2 separate regions of the Homo sapiens genome follow, and region 1 is linked to region 2. A link is a contact called in ENCODE Hi-C or POLR2A ChIA-PET data. All regions are on one chromosome and are shown on one strand. The core of a region is the stretch at or near the end of the contact, and the rest is flanking DNA. Distances in the headings are between cores, read along the strand shown. Region 1 has its middle 130 kb from the start of NEDD9. Region 2 overlaps LOC105374925 (a long non-coding RNA gene).

Region 1 (3,434 bases), core at 669-3,168, 47 kb before region 2:
AAACATTAGACAGGAACCATTACAAAACTTTCCACTAAAAATAAGTTCCTTGTAAGAGAAGTTGAGAGACTTGCTAATTGCAGCTTACTCTAAACCTAATGACAGTCTGTATCATTTGCAAAGAAAGCACAGGATGTGTGAATGATGGTGAGGGAAGTGGGGAGTCTTGGCAGATAGATCTGACTCTGATAGATGCAGTTGGTCCTCTAGACTAGTGATCCATTTTGGAGTAAACTGCATTGGGAGACTGATCAAATTTCCTTTCTCCAGGATTCTTACCAACAGTAAAGACTGATAAAACACATTTGTGCTGCTGTGTTTTTCAAAAGCTCGGCCATATAATAACTTTAACAGACTCCCTAAATTTCAAACATTTCCTTGATGTAGGATGATCACAATAGAAAGGAATGTTATTCTCATCCAGCCATCGGTAAGCTTTTGTCTTCCTTAATCCCAGAAACTAAATCACTGGCTACCTCAGAGGCTCTGACCTAAATCTTAATTGATGCCCACTGCACTTTCAGACCACTGTGTGTGATTTTAACCAGACAAACCAAGGAGGAAGGATTAATGAAGAAAGCCTAATATTTTGACCAATCATAGAGTCCACTGCAGTGCCCTTTCCATTTTAATTGAGCTTTATACGGTTCTCCTCTCGAGGTAACCCTCCTTTCTTAATGTTCAGTACAGCAAAAACTAATCTAGGTTTTCTTTTTAATGTTTGATTTATCTCTTCAATCTTGGTGCTAGGTAACAACATTGGATCAAAATATTAACAGCCAAGATTTAGATATTATTTTACAATTAACACAGCACATTGACTCATATTATTTCACTTTCACAGTGGTCCTGGGGCATGTTTATTGTATCTCCCACTCTACAGATAGTGAAACTGAGGAGATCACGGTGGGAAAGATGACGTAACTCACATGAAGTTGGGCAACTGATCAGATGACACAGCTAGGACTGAAGCCTGGGTCCCCTAAGTCATTTGCTTAGAGCTCATTCAATGACGAGGCAACTCCTTGCTGTGCATCCTTTCAGCACACGTTGTTGGTGTGAAGACGCTGGTTTTCATCAGACTAAAATGCATCTTACTTCAAGATAGGCAGTTTCTGTTTTGGTTTCCACCTCTCATACATTGCTTTTAAAGTGCCAACCTCTAATGGCTATCCCATGAGAAAATCTACTGTAAGTATGAAGTGACCCTTTGGTACTACCAGTTTTTCATCCTAAATCCCTTTTCTTTCTTCTTTCTTTTCCTTTCTCTCTTTCTTTCTTTTTTCTTTCTTTCTTCCTTTCTTTTTCTTTTTTCTTTCTTCTTTTATTTCTCTCTCTCTCTGTCTTGCTCCCCCTTTCTTTCTTTCTTCATTTCTTTCTTTCTTTCTCTCTGTCTTTCTCCTTTCTTTCTTTCTCTTTCTTTCTTTCTTTCCTTCCTTCCTTCCTTCCTTCCTTCTTTCTCAGACTCTCACTCTGTCACCCACGCACAATCTCGGCTCACTGCAACCTCTGCCTCCCAGGTTCAAGTGATTCTCCTGCTTCAGCCTGCTGAGTAGCTGGGGTTACAGGCACATGCCACCACACCCGGTTACTTTTTGTAGTTTTAATAGAGACTGGGTTTCACCTTGTTGGTCAGGCTGGTCTCAAACTCCTGACCTCATGATCTGCCCACCTTGGCCTCCCAAAGTGCTGGGATTACAGGTGTGAGCCACCACGCCCAGCCTCTTTCTTTTTTTGACTGTGTCTCTTGCTCTGTCACTCAGGCTGGAGTGCAGTAGCACAATCTCGGCTCACGGCAACCTCTGCCTCCTGGGCTCAAGTGATTCTCCAGCCTCAGCCCCCCGAGTAGTTGGGTCTACAGATGCATGCCATCACATCCACCTAATTTTTGTATTTTTAGTAGAGACAGGGTTTCACCATGTTGGCCAGGCTAGTCTTGAATTCCTGAGCTCAAAGTGATCCGCCCACCTCGGCCTCCCAAAGTGCTGGGATTACAGGCGTGAGCCACTGCGCCCGGCCCCATTTTATTTTCTTTCTTCTTTTTCTTGGCATTTGTTATGATCAAGCCTTTTTTTTAAGTACTGAATATCCATGGACTCCTTCCAGTTTTACCTCATCAAAATGTGCTTGCAGGGAAGGATTTGGTCTTGTTGATTTCAATTAATGTAACTCCAAGCCACCACTCTTCTGCTATTCACCTTTTAATCTATATTTCTTACTATACATAAGAAGCTTTGCTTCTCTACTTATTTCAAGGAGTGTAGGGTGAAGATGAGGTTTTTAAATCACGGTATCTTTCTTCAGTCCTTTCCTCCAAATTCTACACGTAGATGTACTGTGCTTCAGCCAACTTATCTCTAACTAGGACATTCAGATCTACTAACTAAGCTATGACTTATTATAGGCAGGCGGTCAGCAGGAAGAGCTGTTTTTTTTTGAAAGTAGGACAAGAATAGGTCTATGGAATGTTGGGGTCACTTGGTTTCCTCAATGGAAAGAAACGGGATGTTTCTGCATTAACTAGAACACTTGAAAGGTAGGGAGGGGTGAGGGTGATTGAGAAATGATTTCAACAAACAGAACATTAAGTACTCTGTTTGTCAGACAGCGTGTTCCCATCTGGGGGGTGAGTGGCAGAAAACATAGTCGCCATCATGAGAAGAGCTCCCCTAAATCTGCCCACCCACCTCCAACTCTTGCTCCAGTCAGTTTTTCTGAATGCCCAGCCTGCTACACTGACCCTCACCGCTCTTACCCCGGTGCCAGGGTGAGAGAGGCCAGGGATCAGGTAAGGAAAGAGGAGAGGAAATGCAGAGGCTCCATTTGGCTTATAAAGGAACTGTACCATAATAGTTATTATTGTTTAAAAAAATAGCATGACATCCATTCTATTTCTCTCCCTCTTCTTCAAAGATATTTCAGCCTCAGGGACTTTCTGCTTGTTAGTGGGATGGCGAAAAATGCATGATAGATTTCTAGTTAGTAGGTAGAAGGGACGGGAGATTACATCCTAATACAGTAGAGTAACTATGTTTTATTGAGCACTTAATATGTACTGAGTGAACACACCTGCTTTGATTCACAACCACTTAATGAGGGAACTTTGGAGCCTCCTTAAGGGTTACAAGCAAAAGCTGTGGAGTCAGCTTGCCTGGGTTCAAATCCTAGTTGTGCCATGTACCTGCTGTGTGGCCTTGGTATAGTTACTTAACCTCTCCATGAATCAGCTTCCTCACCTTAAAATGGAGATAATTATAATGTCACACACCTTTGGGGGGAATTCCCAAGGCCACCCCCAGGTTCAATGACTCATTAGGAGGACCCACAGGATTCATCATAGAGACATGCCCACAGCTAAGTTCTATTACCTCAAAGACAAATCAGAATCAGCAAAGGGGAAAGCAACAGAAGAAACCAGACATGAGCTACCAAGA
Region 2 (3,580 bases), core at 306-2,805:
TCTTTCTTGAAATATTTTTTTCCTCTCTTCTATTCAATCCTCACAACAGGTAAAGGTGGAAGCTCATAGTGACCAAATTCACAGTTGGAGACAGACTTTGTGTGCATGTGTGCATGTTAGTGTGTATGAGTGTGTGAGTGTGCATGAGTGCGTGAGTGTATTTGCTTGTTAGTGCAAGTGTGCACCAGTGTGTGAGTGTGCATGTTAGTGTGCGTGAGTGTGCATGTTAGTGTGCATGTTAGTGTGTGTGTGCATGTTAGTGTGTGAGTGTGCATGTTTGTGTGTGCATGTTTGTGTGAGTGTCCATGTTTGTGTATGTGTGCATGTTAGTGTGTGGCATGTGTGAGTGTGCATGTTAGTGTGTGTGTGTGTGAGTGTGAGTGTGCATGGTTAGTGTGTGCGTTAGTGTGAGTGCATATTAGTGTGTGTGTCCGCATGTTAGTGTGTGTCCGCATGTTAGTGTGAGTGTGCATGTTAGTGTGTGTGTGCATGAGTGTGTGATTATTTGCTTGTTAGTGTGAGTGTGTACCAGTGTGTGTGTACATGTTAGTGTGTGAGTGTGCATGTGTGACTGTATGTGAGGGTGCATGAGTGTGTGTGAGTGTGAGACTTGTGTGTATGTTAGTGTGCATGTGAGTGTGCATGTGAGTGTGTGGGTGTGTGAGAGTGTGAGTGCACAGGATGCTTTTCTGCTTTGATTCCCCATTCCCAGAAAAGGGCGTTGGCCCTGAACTTGGGGCCAGGCACCCAGCCTGGGCCAGGCAGCTGTGAACAGCAGAGCTTGGTCATGTTGTCCAAGCTGAAATGTGGGTCCCGCTGTTCTGAGTGGGCAGAAGAGCCAGGGGAATCTTTTCAAGCCGAGCAGATATTCCACATGGCATCTGCACAACCACAAATAAAGTTGTTTATCTTTGTCACTTTAATATTATAACAAAAGCATTATAAAAACAAGGCAGAAACATAATGAACTCTAAGGCCCAATAAATCTCTTGGTTAAATGGCCCTCGTGGTTTCTGAAGTTATCCCAGAATGGGATAATGGCAGAAATGAATTAGGTATAAACTGGACAAATTCTCACCTCTCCTGTTGTTTCTTTTCAGCCAATAGTTTCCTAAAAACTGGGTTATCAGAGACGCTCTTTTAGAGTAAAACAATTTTTTTTTTTTACATTTTTAAAAACAGAGCTTCTCTCCAATGAATGTCCAGAAAGACCATACATTTCAGGGCTGGCCTACAGGACATATTTCAAAGTGATGTGTAATGTCATTTTAGAAGAGTGAGCTGTTTTCTGTTGTTTTTTTTTAACTTAAAGACAAAATGGCCAGGGAAAAAGCTGCCAAGTCTCTGAGTAATCTTATTGAGGGTTCAGCTTTCTAAGTATGACCTTATGCTAGCAACAGCCCCTGAGTAACAAGAAAACAAGCCAAGCTAGGAAGCCTTGTTTCTATGAGACGAAATGGTAAGACAGCAAAGTCTGAAGGTGAATTCTAATTATGTAACATGAGTGAGTCATCAACGCCGTCAGCGATCACAGACAATGATGCAGTGACCCGCCGTCTCCCCACACTTGCAAAGCACAGAGGCTGTGTTTCTCATCCCCCGCTCCACACCTTCCTCTCACCCCTCCTTCCTTCCTTCTTTTCTATTTTTCTCTTTTCTTTTCCATTTTGTGCTGCATTACTCAGGGTTCTCAGAACCAATAAGATACACATATATATTTAGAAAGTGATTTCTTGTAAGAACTTGGCTCATGTGATCATGGAGGCAGGCAGGTCCCAAGATCTGCAGAATGAGTTGGCAAACTGGGGACCCAAGAGAGCTGATGGTGTGGTTCCTGTCTGCGTCTGAGGCTCTGGAACCCAGGAGAGCGGATCACATAGCTCTAGCACAAAGGCCAGCAGGTTTGAGACCCAGGAAGATCTGATATCTCCATTTAAGTCCAAAGGTGAGAAAAAGCCAATGTTCTAGTTCAAAGACGACCAAGCAGGAGGATTTCTCTCTTGCTCAGGGGAAGGTCCACCTTTTTGTTCTATTCAGGCCTTCAACTGATTGAACAAGGCCCACCTGCATCGGGAGGGCCACCTGCTTTACTCAATTTACTGATTTACACGTTAATCTCATTTCAAAACACCCTCAGAACACCCAGAATAATGTTTGCCCAAATGTCTGGACATCCTGTGGCCTAGTCAGGTGGACGCATAGAATTAACTATCACGTGTGCCTTCCTGTTCTCGGGTGCACTGGCCACGCATGCTGTCACCCATTTCCCGTTTATCATCTTTTCTTTACAGCCAAGTTTCTAGAAAGAGAAGTCTAGACTGTCTGCAGTTTCTCATCTCTCATTCACAAGTCAACCCAGCGGCAGTTGGCGCCTGTCCCCATCATTTTCTTGAAACTGATCTCAAGAATCTGCATAATCTAATTGTCAAGTTCTTTCCTCTGTTCTTTGTGTAATAACGCACCATCCTGAATCTCTCCTTCAGGCCTCTCTTCTCTGTGCGGCCCTCTAGGAGTGATAGTCCCCAGGATCCTACCATCTTCCTATCTATCTTTTTTTTTTTTAATTTATTTTTTTGAGACGGAGCCTCACCCTATAGCCCAGGCTGGAGTACTCACTGCTACCTCCACCTCCCAGTTTCAAGCAATTCTCCTTCCTCAGCCTCCCGAGTAGCTGGGATCACAGGCCCGCACCCCCATACCCAGCTAATTTTTGTATTTTTAGTAGAGACGGGGTTTCACCATGTTGGCCAGGCTGGTCTCAAACTCCTGACCTGAGGTGATCTGCCCGCCTCGGCCTCTCAGAGTGCTGGGATTACAAGTGTGAGTCACCGTGCCTGGCCCCCTATCTCATTTAACAAGCTCTGTCTGGCAGATGTTATAAGCTCTCTTGCTTTAACTGCCAGCTCTAGGCTCATGACTATAAAATCTCTGTCTTCAACATTCTCTCTCTCTGAATCTCAGACTTGGGATATATAACTGCTTACAGATTCTCTCCCCATTGGATAGTCTCCACATGAAACTGGAACTTAACATGCCGCATTCAAATTCACCATTTCCCCCGTAGACTTAATTCTTAATTTCTTCTTTCTCAGAATGATACTAGCATCCATGCAGTCTCCAGAGGTTTTATCCAGGAGACATTTATTACCAACGGCTCCGTCTCCCACCTTGTAATTCAAATCAGTTACTATGCTCTTTCGGTTCTCCTTGCTAAATATCCATTTCCTCTCCTCTTCACTGTCCCTGTCTCCAGCTTAATCCGAACCTTCCTTATAATTCTCAACTGGAGTATAGCTTTATAATGGATTTCTCTCCACCTCCATTTCAACTGCCCCTTCAATGAATTAGTGACTATTTTCAGTGTGATTCTTATGCAAGAAAATGTGATCGAGTTAATTCCCACTGAAAGCATTTCCAAGCCTACCCCATTGCCTTTAGGATACAATATGAAGACAATTGCAACAGTCCAGGAGAGAGACTGTGAGCTAAGACAGAGGCAACTGAGATGGAGACACAGGACAGAATGAAGGGAGCTGGGAGATCCTACAAGCTAGAAATGCCAAGACCCCATTACCCATGA

The links. A loop is a pair of places that touch in the nucleus more often than their neighbours do. ChIA-PET counts read pairs that join two places held with the same protein, here RNA polymerase II (POLR2A). Pooled maps may share reads with other maps.
Region 1: a map of endothelial cell of umbilical vein shows a loop between it and region 2 (6-fold over the local background). The contact joins two enhancer-like sites. A Hi-C loop is called at or near these places in 16 of 168 maps with a recorded cell type or tissue (CD14-positive monocyte, GM12878, PC-9 and 10 more), 18 of 37 single-sample maps with no recorded cell type and 26 of 50 pooled maps. POLR2A ChIA-PET finds 5 or more read pairs at or near these places in 15 of 52 experiments (Caco-2, GM12878, HEK293 and 10 more).

Annotation. Positions count from the first base shown.
Region 1 is chr6:11,364,293-11,367,726 of GRCh38, reverse strand. It overlaps a transcript of NEDD9 not described here. Among named protein-coding and RNA genes, the nearest start is that of NEDD9, 130 kb to the right of the region's middle. RefSeq lists a silencer at 2,317-2,611. Within about 2 kb of position 1,918, at least 18 of the 41 ENCODE cell types and tissues checked have a DNase peak (open chromatin) inside an H3K27ac peak, as active enhancers do; they include CD14-positive monocyte, ascending aorta, endothelial cell of umbilical vein and 2 more, where a contact is called at or near this core.
Region 2 is chr6:11,316,411-11,319,990 of GRCh38, reverse strand. The region is part of intron 4 of LOC105374925 (a long non-coding RNA gene); the gene reads right to left. It also overlaps a transcript of NEDD9 not described here. Among named protein-coding and RNA genes, the nearest start is that of NEDD9, 86 kb to the right of the region's middle. RefSeq lists an enhancer at 1,529-1,748. Within about 2 kb of position 1,555, at least 22 of the 41 ENCODE cell types and tissues checked have a DNase peak (open chromatin) inside an H3K27ac peak, as active enhancers do; they include CD14-positive monocyte, ascending aorta, endothelial cell of umbilical vein and 2 more, where a contact is called at or near this core.